2 separate regions of the Homo sapiens genome follow, and region 2 is linked to region 1. A link is a contact called in ENCODE Hi-C data. All regions are on one chromosome and are shown on one strand. Each heading gives the region's core, a stretch centred on a gene start or an enhancer-like site at or near the end of the contact. The rest is flanking DNA. Distances are from core to core; before and after follow the strand shown.

What was found. Hi-C counts contacts between places; a loop is a spot of excess contacts on that map. Pooled maps may share reads with other maps.
Region 2: a loop to region 1 is called in a map of CD8-positive, alpha-beta T cell, with 7 times the contacts of the local background. The contact joins the promoter of OXSR1 here to the promoter of RPL14 in region 1. A Hi-C loop is called at or near these places in 3 of 168 maps with a recorded cell type or tissue (CD8-positive, alpha-beta T cell and naive thymus-derived CD4-positive, alpha-beta T cell) and 15 of 50 pooled maps.

Annotation. Positions count from the first base shown.
Region 1 is chr3:40,453,707-40,461,298 of GRCh38, forward strand. RPL14 (ribosomal protein L14) reads left to right here and starts at 3,633. Exons shown (of 6, transcript NM_001034996.3): 1 at 3,633-3,768; 2 at 4,184-4,285; 3 at 4,936-5,030. The coding sequence starts at 3,766. RefSeq lists an enhancer at 3,432-3,726 and silencers at 3,869-3,918, 5,132-5,426.
Region 2 is chr3:38,159,844-38,166,896 of GRCh38, forward strand. It overlaps OXSR1 (oxidative stress responsive kinase 1), which reads left to right and starts at 5,694. Exons shown (of 18, transcript NM_005109.3): 1 at 5,694-6,103. The coding sequence starts at 6,034. LOC101928234 (a long non-coding RNA gene) reads right to left here and starts at 5,633. Exons shown (of 5, transcript XR_940733.2): 1 at 5,554-5,633; 2 at 3,105-3,154. RefSeq lists enhancers at 4,369-5,568, 4,729-4,808, 4,959-5,088, 5,359-5,458, 5,852-6,467 and silencers at 5,699-6,088, 6,139-6,188.

The sequences.
Region 1 (7,592 bases), core at 2,383-4,882:
GATTTTGGAGTGCCTTGAATGCCAGACTAGGGAGTTTGGACTATATCCTGTAAGATAGGGGATAAAAATCAACTTTAAACAGGAGTGATATAACAAGATAATGTACTTTAGAAAATAATTCTGTAACTGTAGGGGGAGTCCCAAAGTGTTTCTCAAATTGTGTTCGGGGAAGTTCAAAGTGTGTTTGAGAGCTTGTTTTTATATGCAGATTCTTGCCCCTCACCAGACCTGCAAATAAAGTTCTCTGGTTGTACAGCCAGGAAACTGCATTAAAAAAAAACTTTTTAGGTTAACATACATTTGGTGAGAAAACGCATAAACCATATGGATAGGGCTCTGAATTTTCACAAGCAAACACTTCAGCCAGGCGGGGTGGCCCGTGCCCCTAATCCCAGCTACTCGGGAGGCTTAGGCAGGAGAATGGCTTGAGGCCAGGAGTACCAGATCAGCCTGGGCAACATAGCAAGACCCGTCTCTAAAAAAATTTAAAACAAAAATAATAACACACTCCCGTAGTTAACACCAGATGAAGAAACAACATGGCCAGCAGCTCAGAAGCTCCCCTTTTCCCCTTTAGCCACTGCTGCCTGCACCAAAGGTAAATATGATCATTACTTATAAGAACTGTAGATTAGTTTTGCCTGTTTTGAATTTGATATAAATAAAAGCATACAGGATATATTGTGTCAGCTTATTTGTTAGTGTTATTTATGAAATTCATCCGCATTGTTCCATGTAGTTGCTGTAGACTCCGTTGCTATAGATTGTTATCACAATTTATCCAGTCTCTTGTTTATGGGCCTTTGGGTAATTTCCAGTTTGGAGATAGTAGCAAAAAAAATGCTAAAATGAACATTCTTCTTCATTCATATCTTTTGCTTTGTAAATTATAAAGCAAGACAACAAGACCTAAAGACTGATTCATTCACTACCTATTTATTGAGCCCCTTACCAGACTAAGGTGAGAAAATAAAACAGAAAAGACAGCAAAGGTCCTGCCCTCATGGAACTTATTCTAACTGGAACGAAACAACACCTACGTGGGCAGCAAAACAAGTCAAACAATTGCAATTGTGATAACTCTGAGGGAAACAAGGTGAGCTAGAAAAAGAAGGGTGGGGACTTAACCTTTTTTTATGTGGTAGCCTGGTTAACTCTCAGAAAAATATCTAGGAAAAAATACAAGAGATAAGTTGGCACTGCTACACGATGAGTATTAACAATGGGTAGACCATTCCTGGCAAGAGAGACACCATGTATAAAGGTCATGGAGGAGGAGAGAGCTTGGCCCATTCAAGACCAGTGTGGCTTCAACACAATGAAGGAGGGATGGCATAAGGTGTATCTGGGTATTAAAGCATATGATACAAGGCCAGAGTAAGAAGTTGAGATTTTATTCCAAATATTATGAAAAGCAATCGAACTGTTAAAAACAGGAAATAATGTGATCTGATTTACTTACTTAAAAGATCCCTCTAACTGCTGAGCAGAGAACAGATTAAAGACAGAATTTAGGAGGCTGCTAGAGCAGTCTCAGGGAAGATATGCTGGCATAGAGCTTAGAGGAAAGGCTTGAAATACATCTGGGAACTGTCATGGCAAAGATCATCACCTTAATCAAGTGATAAAAGGTAACACCTCTCTGCACTGGCCTGGGTAAAAATCTAAAGAATAAAATACCACCACAATATTGGGAACCCATGTGTGGTGGTGTATTCCTGTAGTCCCAACTATTCTGGAGGCTGAAGCAGAACTGCTTGAGCCCATGAGTTCAAGGCTGTAGCAGGCTACAATCAGACCTGTGAATAGCTACTGCACTCCAGCCTGGGCAACACAGCCAGACCCCATCTCTTCGAAAAAATGTATATGTGTGTGGCCAAGCACAGTGGCTCACGTTTGTAATCCTAGCACTTCTGGGAGGCTGAGGCAAGTGAATCACAAGGTCAGGAGTTCAAGACTAGCCTGGCCAAAATGGTGAAACCCTGTCTCTACTTAAAACACAAAAATTAGCCGGGCGTGGTGGCAGGCACCTGTAATCCCAGGTACTTGGGAGGATGAGGCAGAGAACTGCTTGAACCCGGGAGGCAGAGAACTGCTTGAACCTGGGAGGCAGAGGTGGCAGTGAGCCGAGATCGCACCACTGCACTCCAGCCTGGGTGACAGAGGGAGAGTCCATCTCAAAAAAAGAAAGAAAAAAAAAAGTGTTTGTGTGTGCGTATATATATAGAGAGAGAGAGAGTGAAGAGAGAGAGAATGTATTCTGATGTGATGCACCAAGGACATAGCATTTCTACCAAAAATTCACTATCTGAATCCAATGAGGAAAACTCCAACAAACCCATGTTACAAATTTAACAGTTAAATCTAAAACTATCAGTTAAAGACTAGAGACCTGATAAATAATTGCAATTTGTAATCCTCCATTAGATCAAGAGCCTGGAAAAACAATTTTTTTTCCCATTTGCTCCAAGGAACATAGGAGCAACAACTTATAAATTTGAATAAGGACTGAAGGTTAGATAATAGTACTATTGCAATATCAATTTCCTGATTTTGATAAGTGTACTGATGACATAAGAGAATCTCTCTGTTGTTAGGAAATACACATTTTAAGAACGTATAGATAGGCTGGGCATGGTGGCTCACGCCGGTAATCCCAACACTTTGGAAGGCCGAGACGAGAGGATCGTCTTCACTCAGAAGTTAGAGGCTGCAGGGAACCATGATCGCGCCACTGCACTCCAGCCTGAGCGACTGAGGGAGACCCTGTCTCTATAAAAGAATGTAACGCCAGGCACGGCGGCTCACGCCTGTAATCCCAGCACTTTAGGAAGCTGAGGGAGGCAGATCACGAGGTCAGGAGTTCGAGACCAGCCTGGCCAACATAGTGAAACCCTGTCTCTACTAAAAATGCAAAAAAATTAGCCGGCCATGGTGGCGCGCGCCTGTAGTCCCGGCTACTTGGGAGGCTGAGGCTGGAGAATCACTTGAACCCGGGAGGCGGAGGTTGCGGTGAGCCAAGCCCCCGCCACTGCACTCCAACCTGGGCAACAGACCGAGACTCCGTCTTTAAAAAAAAAAAAATGTAGCGATAGAAGGACATCATGTCGGCAATTTCCTTTCAAATGATATAGCACATGCAAAACGTTAACATTTGTGGAATCTAGAAGGGTTTGTGGGAATTATTTGTACTAGTTTAGCAATATTTCTGTAACTGTGAATTACTTGAAAATGAAAGGTTAACAAAGTTACTGAGATTAGGAGAGAACGTGAGGAGCGAACAGACCTAGCCATGAATAACCAACAAATAAAACTCGAGGAAATAAAAAGGAACTCAAATGGCATGCGACCAACGGAAGACATAGCTTCTGTACTCTTAACCCTAAATTACTAAGCGATGACCCTCCTGCAGCTTTCTAATCCAAATCACCAAAAACAATCTCGCCGCCCAACTTTGCCAAAAAGCAACTTAACGCCAGCCGACTCCGCCATGTTTTCCCAGTGAGCTTGCGAGCGCGTGCGTACGCACGCACGCACGCACGCACCAACCAATCGGTGCTCACGTCGGTGACTCGTTACCGCAGGGGCGGTGCGTTCTTCTACACATGCGCAGGGTTGGGCGGGTCTTCTTCCTTCTCGCCTAACGCCGCCAACATGGTGAGTCTTACTGTTGCGGGCTCCGGGGCCGTCGACCATGCCGCTCGACCTCCACCTCCGCTGGGAAGCTGAGGCGCCAAACGGCTCCCAGAGGGTCCCGGGAAGCGCATGGTGAGGGTCCCCGGGCCGGCTGTGCAGCGGAATCGGGCCCTTCCCGGACTCGCGCCCTTCCCGGACTCGCCGCTGGCGAGCGCGTGGAGGGCCCGGCAGGCCTGGCGCGCCTTGGGCCACGCGTGCGCGCCTCCGCCGCTGGAGCTGGATGGCTGATGCGGCTCGTGGTCCGAGAGCCTTGTCCTGCCGTGTGGGCCTTGCGGACCTGGGAGCTGGCGGGCGTTGGGAACCGGGCTTAAGCTACTGAGGCGTTTGCTGATTTCGTCCATCCAGGTTGGCGCCTGGCTCTCGGGCGTTTGTTCCCTGCAGCATTCTTTTTCGCTGAATTTAACCATGTTGTCTTTAGCTGCAGAAGGTGACATATGTAGCGAGTATTTCTAAGTAAGTTTCACTGTCCTTTCTCCTCCAATTTTAGGTGTTCAGGCGCTTCGTGGAGGTTGGCCGGGTGGCCTATGTCTCCTTTGGACCTCATGCCGGAAAATTGGTCGCGATTGTAGATGTTATTGATCAGAACAGGGTAAGTGTCACAACTTTTTACTAAACATGGCAGTGGACATGTGCCCTGCAGATGGCAATAATGAATTGTCTCGATGGCTGTGTAAGATGAGGATGCTATGGGTAGTCGCTTTATTTTACCATTGAGGAAACAGGTAATGGTACGGGTTTTAAGCACAGCCTGAAGTTAGCTATTAGTATTGAATTTCAGTATTAGCCACTTAAGCTAGAGCCAGTTATAGGCTGAAACGTTGGTTAGTTTTAAATGAGTTACTATACGTAAAGTGAGTTTAGAACAGATCCAGCACGTAGAAAGCACTTTTGTATTTACTGCTGTGTATTTGAAACAAGCAAACTAAGGAGTTGACCACTGACTATAAATCAGCAGGGATCAGAGTCCTAAAGTTGCCTGTAAATTACATGTGGTTGGTTTCTATGGGGTACTATATAGTTTAAGAAGGAGCATTTAATGATGTGGAGAAATGTTTGTGTTGAGCAAAAGACATACATATATATAACCCAGATAGGACAATCCTTGTCTTTTCTGAGCAATTTATTAAAATAGTAGTGTGGGTTTGATGGCCCTGAACGGATAAGTAATGTTACAGAACCATCTGACCATTTTAATTGCTGTTAGATTTTGCACTGAAGTTCTTGATGTTTGTGTTCTAGGCTTTGGTCGATGGACCTTGCACTCAAGTGAGGAGACAGGCCATGCCTTTCAAGTGCATGCAGCTCACTGATTTCATCCTCAAGTTTCCGCACAGGTAACTGTCCACTAATCACTCCTCCCTCCCATCCCCAGATTTGTTTATGCTAGTAAAAGTTTGTTTTGGAGTAAACAATACGGAAGATTCAGAGCCATCCTGAAGAGGGATTTGCATCATAGAAGTAGACAGGGATTATTTACTTTTAAAATGTCTTGCCTGCGCGTGATAGCTCATGCCTGTAATCCCAGTACTTTGGGAGGCCACGGTGGGAGGGTCTCTTGAGCCCAAGTTTCAAGACCAGCATGGGCAACATGGCGAAAACCCCCATCTCTACAAAAAATAAAAAAAAAATTCGTTGGGCATGGTGGCACGCGCCTGTAATCCCAGGTAGGGGGGCCTTGGGGGTGCTGAGTTGGGAGGATCGTTTTAGCGAGGTCGAGGCTGCAGAGAGCCGTGATCATGCCACTGCACTCCAGCCTGGATGACAGAGTGAGACCCTGTCTCAAAAATAAATAAATAAAATAAATGCCTTGAGGTCACTTTTCTATCCTGGTAGTTTAGGGCTTTGCCTTTGTTTAGATTTGCCATCTTCTTTTCTTCTGGTTTCTGCCAAATTTTTAGCTTAAAGTAAACAACAATACTAAGTCTTGTGTTTATTGCTACTAGCTATCATTAGATAAGCTCTCAGTGTGTGTCAGTTACACAGTATTTAATATAAGAGGTTTTATCCCTAGCTTACATTTAAGTGAGGCAGTGAATAGCAGTTCTTTTTTGACATGAAAATTAAAACACTTTAGTGTGTTGCTATACAGTTAATTCAACCCACAATGATGGTTGCAGTGGAACATGTAATTTTGCATGCTTTAAAAAATAGTCAAAAACTTGCTGTATGTTGGCCGGGCGCGGTGGCTCACGCCTATAATCCCAGCACTTTGGAAGGCCGAGGCGGGTGGATCACGAGGTCAGGAGATGGAGACCGTCCTGGCTAACACGGTGAAACCCCGTCTCTACTAAAAATACAAAAAAAAAATATTCCGGGCATGGTGGCGGACACCTGTAGTCCCAGCTACTTCAGAGGCTGAGGCAGGAGAATGGCGTGAGCCCGGGAGGCGGAGCTTGCAGTGAGCCGAGATCGCAACACTGCACTCCAGCCTGGGTGACAGAGCGAGACTCCGTTTCAAAAAAAAAAAAAAAAAAAAAACTTACTGTATGCTGAGCACTACAGGCACTGTGGGACGTGTATTAACACATAATGGATTTTGAAGTACTGGTAGTTGAAAACATGCCACTTGAACAACCTCGAGTGAACATAGCCATGCTGCTACTACTGTGACATACCAATTAGGGGTGAAGCTTGAGGATACTTGTCAAAGTTCAAAGCAGTAGAAAATACTTGGTAACTTAGATTTTTCACTAGGTACTCTTGTAATTCTGCCTTGGATCCCTGGACACCCTGGATTTTATTTTTAGGATGTTTGGCCACAAATTGTTACTGTAAATTTTTTTTTAAAAAAAAGCCTAACAGTTAATATTAATTACCTTGTTTGTTACGAGAATGAATGGCTCGGATGTGTGCAGTGGCTCATACCTGTAATCTCAGCACTCTGGGAGGCCAAGGCAGGTAGATAACTTGAGGTCAGGAATTTGAGACCAGCCTAGCCAACCCCGTCTCCACTAAAAGTCCAAAAATTAGCCCAGTGTGGTAGTGTACTCCTGTAGCCCCAGCTATTTGGGTGGATGGAACAGAAGAATTGCTAGAACCTAGGAAGCAGAGGTCACAGTGAGCCAACGTTGCGCCAGTGCATTCTCCATCCTGGGTTACAGAGCAAGACCCTGTCTCAAAAAAAGAAAAAAAAAAAGAATGGTTTTCAACACGTCCACTGCCCGAGTGGAATTATATATAGTCAGAGGTGGGTTTTTTGTGTTTTTTTTGAGGGTTTTTTTTTTCTTTTGACACGGAGTCTCACTTTGTCACCCAGGCTAGAGTGCAGTGACGCAATCTTGACTCACTGCAACCTCAGGCTCCCAAGTAGCTGGGATTATAGGCACCTGCAACCACGCCCAGCTAATTTTTGTGTTTTTAGTAGAGATGGGGTTTCACTATGTTGGCCAACCTGGTCTTGAACTCCTGACCTCAGGTGATCCACCCATCTTGACCTCCCAAAGTGCTGGGATTACAGGTGTGAGCCACTGCGCCTGGTCAAGAGGTAGTTTTTAAATTCATAAAATGGGCTGGGCTGGGTGCAGTGGCTCATACCTGTAATCCCAGCACTTCAGGAGGCCAAGGTGGAGGGTTGCTTGAGCCCAGGAGTTGGAGACCAGCCTGGGCAACGTAGCAAGACCCTGTCTCTACAAAAAATATAAAAATTAGCTGGGTGTGCTGGTATGCACCTGTAGTCCCAGCTACTTGGGAGGCTGAGGCAGGAGGATGGCTTGAGCCTAGAAGGTTGAGGCTACAGTGAGCCATGATCATACTATTGCATTCCAGCCTGGGTGGCAAGCAAGATCCTCTCTCAAAAAAAAAAAGGGACTGGATTACAGTTTTGATTAAAATATGCTTGAAGTTAATAACCTATTCTGGCTTACTGAACACAAAAATAAGTAAAATACATAGTGTAC
Region 2 (7,053 bases), core at 4,444-6,943, 2.3 Mb before region 1:
ACAATACTCTCTTTCACATGGAAGGTAATCCATAGGCTGAGAATGAGGTTGAGGTTTAGATTTCTGGCCTCAAAGAGCCACCAATTCCTTGCTCATTAAAATCACAGGATCCTAACCTCTATCAGGCTACATGGAGAAAATCAAGGAGACAGGATAAATGAAATGAGCAGATCTGCAGAGCTGGTTCTGGCTCAACTAATCCATCAAGCTATGTGTGTGGAGGAGGCAGAACAGAATCCATTGGTGACCCTGGCTGCCAAGAACATGGGCCAATTAACATCTTGAATTTTCACTATTAGATTAGTAGCTCCTTTTCACTGGGGAAGGGGAAATAAGGAGGAAGGTTGCCAAAATCTCTCCCTGAAGTATATCCTATTATATTTATATTATATATATTTAATATATATAATATATATTTCACATATAATATATATTTCATATAGTATATATATTTCATATATTATATATATTTAATATATAATATATATTTCACATATAATATATATTTCATACGTATTTCATATATATTTCACATATATTATATATTTCATACGTATTTCATATATATTTCACATATATTATATATTTCATACGTATTTCATATATATTTCACATATATTATATATTTCATACGTATTTCATATATATTTCACATATATTATATATTTCATACGTATTTCATATATATTTCACATATATTATATATTTCATACGTATTTCATATATATTTCACATATATTATATATTTCATACGTATTTCATATATATTTCACATATATTATATATTTCATACGTATTTCATATATATTTCACATATATTATATATTCATACGTATTTCATATATATTTCACATATATTATATATTTCATACGTATTTCATATATATTTCACATATATTATATATTTCACACGTATTTCATATATATTTCATATATATTATATATTTCACACGTATTTCATATATATTATATATTTCACACACATTACTTATTTCATATATTATATATTTCACACGCATTACATATTTCATGCATTCTATATATTTCACATGCATTACGTATTTCATGCATTACATATATTTCATATGCATTACGTATTTCATGCATTACATATATTTCATATGCATTACGTATTTCATACGCATTACGTATTTCATGCGTTACCTATATTTCATATGCATTACGTATTTCATGCATTACATATATTTCATGTATATTTCATGTATAATATATTTCATGTATATTTCATGTATATTTCATATACTATGCATATGCATTACATATATTTCATATGCATTACGTATTTCATATGCATTACGTATTTCATGCGTTACCTATATTTCATATGCATTACGTATTTCATGCGTTATATTTCATGTATATTTCATGTATAATATATTTCATGTATATATTTCATGTATATTTCATGTATATTTCATGTATATTTCATATACATATTTCATATACTATGCATATTTCATATACATATTTCATATACAATGCATATTTCATATACATATTTCATATACAATGCATATTTCATATACATATTTCATATACAATGCATATTTCATATACATATTTCATTTACATAATATAGTTCATATATTATGTATATTTCATTTACATAATATAGTTCATATATTATGTATATTTCATTTACATAATATAGTTCATATATTATGTATATTTCATTTACATAATATAGTTCATATATTATGTATATTTCATATACATGTCATATATTATGTATATTTCATATACATATGTCATATATTATGTATATTTCATATACATATGTCATATATTATGTATATTTCATATACATGTCATATATTATGTATATTTCATATACATATGTCATATATTATGTATATTTCATATACATATGTCATATATTATGTATATTTCATATACATATGTCATATATTATGTATATTTCATATACATATGTCATATATTATGTATATTTCATATACATATGTCATATATTATGTATATTTCATATACATATGTCATATATTATGTATATTTCATATACATATGTCATATATTATGTATATTTCATATACATATGTCATATATTATGTATATTTCATATACATATTTCATATATTATGTATATTTCATATACATATTTCATATATTATGTATATTTCATATACATATTTCATATATTATGTATATTTCATATACATATTTCATATATTATGTAATTTCATATACATATTTCATATATTATGTATATTTCATATACATATTTCATATATTATGTATATTTCATATACATAATATATTTCATATATTATGTATATTTCATATATTATAGATTTCATATATATTATATATTTCATATATTATAGATTTCATATATATTATATATTTCATATATTATAGATTTCATATATATTATATATTTCATATATTATAGATTTCATATATTATATATTTCATATATATTATATATTTCATATATTATAGATTTCATATATATTATAGATTTCATATATATTATAGATTTCATGTTATATATTTCATATATATTATAGATTTCATGTTGTTTCATATATGTTATATATTTCATATTTCATATATATTTATATATAGTATATATACTTCATACATATTGTCTATATTTCATATATAATACATATATAATTTCTTTTTTTCTTTTTTGAGATGGAGTCTCACTCTCTGTCGCTAAGGCTGGAGTGCAGTGGCATGATCTTGGCTCACTACAACCTCTGCCTCCTGGGTTCAAGCGATTCTCCTGCCTCAACCTCCTGAGTAGCTGGGATTACAGGCGCCAGCCACCACGCGTGGCTAATTTTTGTATTTTTAGTAGAGATGGGATTTTACCCTGTTGGCCAGGCTGGTCTCGAACTCCTGACCTCAGGTGATCCACCTGCCTGGGCCTCCCAAAATGCTGGGATTGCAGGTTTGAGTCACCGTGCCAGGGAGAAAAAAACAAAACAAAATAAAACAAAACAAAACAAAAACAAAACTGAAGTATGTCCATGGGTCATACAACTCAACAACCCCAAGCCAAGAATTTCTGGTTTGTAGACCTTTCTATTGGTACAAACCTTGAGGCTAATTCTTACCATCAGATTTAGCTCCTTTCTGATACATTTGATCCCCATCCCTCTCCTCCCTGCAAAAAGAAAAAGGCAGAACATATGGTAAAGAAACTGTCAGTAGTAATGGCTGAAAACCACTTACAGCAAGGCCTGTGCTATGCTTTCTGGAACTGCGGCACCTTTGCTGAGCCTGGACTATTCTATCCTCTAAATGTGCACCTGTTGAAATCATGTTAACTTTGCAAGATCTGGTACAAATGCTACCTTCTTCATGAAACGTTCTCCAATCCAACCAACTAGGTGGAAACCCGCTAGTAGCTTCTAGTTGACTGGTTTCATGGTCAGTTGGACCTCCCACAGCAGAGCTCAGCGCAGAGCTTCCAGTGCTTGGCGGTGTTTTAGAACCAAACTAAGGTCTACTTGCCCAGTGCAGTGACATTAGATTGCCACACGGAGGTTTTGCTGCAGTAGAAAGGCAGGGCGCCTAGCAAGAGGGGAGAATTAGTGTAGCTCAAGCTTAATATATATATAAATATACATTATATATAATACATATTTCATAAACTTATGAAATACATACTGGGGACCTAAACTTCCTGGCGTGAGCCACCGCGCCCAGCCAAGCATTCTTAAAGATAGGGGTAATTTCGGAAAAGAAGAAGTTACAGGTAAAGTCATAAATCAATACACAGAGGTTATACATTGGTTTGACCTAAAAAGGGGGGACATCTCCAAGCAGGAGCCCACAGGTCATAGGTGGATTCAAAGATTTTCTGATTTGCGATTGATAAAAGAGGTGAAGCTTTGTCTAAAAATTTCGGATCAGTAGAAAAGAATGTTAGCTACAGCTTGTGGGCATGACCTTCTTCAGGAAGAAGAAACTTAGAGAAAAAACAAACCACCAGTCAGAGTTCAGTCCTTAGCTCCCCATTCTCTGAGGTCTATGTGCCAGCAGATCCATTTGGTGGGGGTCTGGGTTTCTAAAAAACAACTCAGGGACATGTGTTGATGTTATCTTTAGTTTTTATAGGGAACCAAACATCCAGTTATTTTAGTTTCTTTGGCTAATGTTTAAAGTTATTACTGCCCTCTTGCTTATCAAGGGGTTCATTAACTTTTCAAGGCTAGCTAAGTGCCGGGAATTTCTCTTGAAGTAACTCAAGATTTTCCTTTATTTCCATGGTTGAGGGCCTGCAGGCCCTAAAAGGGGTCCCTGCTCCGTCTCAGCTGGGCCTAGGTGAAGGTCTCTTCCTTTTTCTGAGACGGTGTCTCCGTCTGTTGCCCAGACTGGAGTGCAGTGGCATGCTCTCGGGTCACTGCAACCTTCGCCTCCTGCTTCAGCCTCCCTAGTAGCTGGGATTACAGGCGCCAGCCACCACGCCCAGCGATTTTTCTGTATTTTAGTAGAGAGGGAGTTTCACCATGTTGGTCAGGATGGTCTCGAACTCCTGACCTCAGGTGGTCCGCCCGCCTCCGCCTCCCAAAGTGTTGGGATTACAGGCGTGAGCCACCGCACCCGGCCTAAGGTCTCTTCCTTAAAGACTGCCGTTGGACTGAAAGGTGTCCAACCTAGAACAGTTTCGCACCTAGCCCTATCCCTGTTGGATGCTCATTATTTTTTAAAATCCAATTTACCAAGCGTGTTCAGTCTTCAGCTCGCTAATTTCTCTAACGGCCGTACGTAGTCAAACTGAGAAAACTGTTCAGTGGGGGCGACAAAAGCCAACGCCCGTGAGACAACCCCCAAATCCGTGGGTCGATCTCACTTGTTTAATACCCCAAGCCCTGTCCGGGGGGAAGAAAGACAACCTCCCGAGTCCCTCAAGGCAGGTGCTTATTTGAGCTTCAGATCTAAAGCTGCGAATGGACAGAACCCGCCCAGTGCAGGGTGGACCCGCGAGAGACAGCGCCGCGACAAGCGTTAGAGAGAACGTCCGCCTTGAAAAAAATGTCACCAGGCAAACTTCCAGTTTCACTCCGACCAGTGGCCCAAGGCCTTTTATCCTAGTTGGCAGTGGTCCACACCCAAAGGCTACCCCACCCAGCCGCTCCCTCAGGGTTTCTCCACACCCTGTAGAGCCTTTCGCACGTCTCGAGGGTGTGACGGTTACGCCGTGACGTCACTCCAGAGGAAGTGGTAAGACGAGCGCGGTAACGGAGCTCTTGAAGGGCTGCAGCCCTAACACGGAGAAGCGCGCTAAGAGCCTGGAGGCGGGACCAATTTATGACTGACGTCTACCCACACCCATTGCTTTTCTGATTCCTTCTCAAACAAACCAATGAATGCGACGACGGAGACAGCAGCGTGCCCCAGGCGCTAGAAGTGGCTCTGCCCCTTCTACTTTGCTGCCCTTTGGTCGCCATGCTTAGTGTGGCTACTGCCTCTGTGCTACTTGAGGCTCTCCTACGGCTTTTCGATGCCTTCGATGAACCTCTACCTAAGCACTTCTTCCCTTTCACCGCGAACTCCTACCTTCTCGGGTTTCTAGCTTGCTCACTTTACATCCAGCCACACTGGAGATGGCGGCCGGAGGCGGGCCCGAGGTGGGGCGTGACCAGCGCAGTGACGTCAGCGCGCTGCGTGTCGGCAGGTGGAGGAAGAGGGGAAAGTTTGGCCCGTGCGTGGGGCTGGGGTGGAGGGCGGGACAGAGGGGCTGGGCCCAGGCAAAGCTTCTGTCGCTGCTGCTGCGGAGGCCGAGGACAGGACGTGGGCTGGGCCGGGCAGTGCCGGACTCGGAGGAGCAGGAGGCGAGGTCCGCCGGAGCTCTGAGCCCCCGCTGCTCTGCCGCGCGGTGACCCCGCGCCCCGGCGCCGTCCGACCCGTGGCTGTTCCGAGACGATTGGTGGGGGCGCGGCGGCGGCGGCGGCGGCTGTTGGGGGTGGGGAGACGCGCGGCGAGGAGACGAGCGAGGTCAGCGAGTTTGAGGGAGGACCGCGAGCCGCTGCCGCCGTCATGTCCGAGGACTCGAGCGCCCTGCCCTGGTCCATCAACAGGGACGATTACGAGCTGCAGGAGGTGATCGGTGAGAGCAGGCGCTGCGGAGGGGGGAGGCGCGGCGCTGGGAGGCGGGGGACACGGGAACGTGGGGAGCCGCGGGAGCTCGGGGAGCGCAGCCCTCATAGGAATTCGTGGGGCGCTTGTGGGGCTGGGGGCTTGTAGGACGCTTGTGTCGAGGAGCGCGTGTGAGACGGGAAGGGGGTTTTGAGGCGCGCGCCTGTGAGGTGGCGTGGGGTGGGGTGAGGCTTGAGGGGGCTCAGGAGAGATTTGTGTACAGGATTCTCAAATGTGTGGACAGGAGCGGCCCATGTGTCTTGTAGAGAAAGAAAGTGCAGGTGTGGGACAGGCCTTTCCGAGGCTGTGTGAGAAATGGGATCTTGAAGTGGGCACAGCCATCGATTTCTGGGATTGTGGGATAGATAGGGAGCTTTAAGTTTTTCCTCCATCCGTGCTGGGGCGAACTGGGGATCCTCCAGGTGAAGCTGCAGGAACCGCGCTGAGCAACCGAGACCCAACTTACGACTCCTTCCAACTGACTTTCCAGTCGGGGAGGTAGACATTAAATAAGAAGACAAAAAGAAGTAAGAAGGGCTGGGCGTGGTGGCTCACGCCTGTAATCCCACCACTTTGGGAGGCCGAGGCGGGCGGATCACGAGGTCGGGGGTTCGAGACCAGCCTGGCCAATATGGTGAAACCCCGTCTCTACTAAAAATACAAAAATTAGTTGGGTGTGGTGGTGCGCGCCTGTAATCCCAGCTACTCGGGAGGCTGAGGCAGAAGAATCCTTGAACCCGGGAGGCGGAGCTTGCAGTGAGCTGAGATCGCGCCACTGCACTCCAGCCTGGGCGACAAACCCTGACTCTGACTCAAAAAAAAAAAAAAAAAAAAAAAAATTTGAAGAGGCTTTGGCAAGTGCCATGAAGGAGATAAACAAGATGTTCTGATAGAGAATAACCTGGAGATCTACTTAGGGTG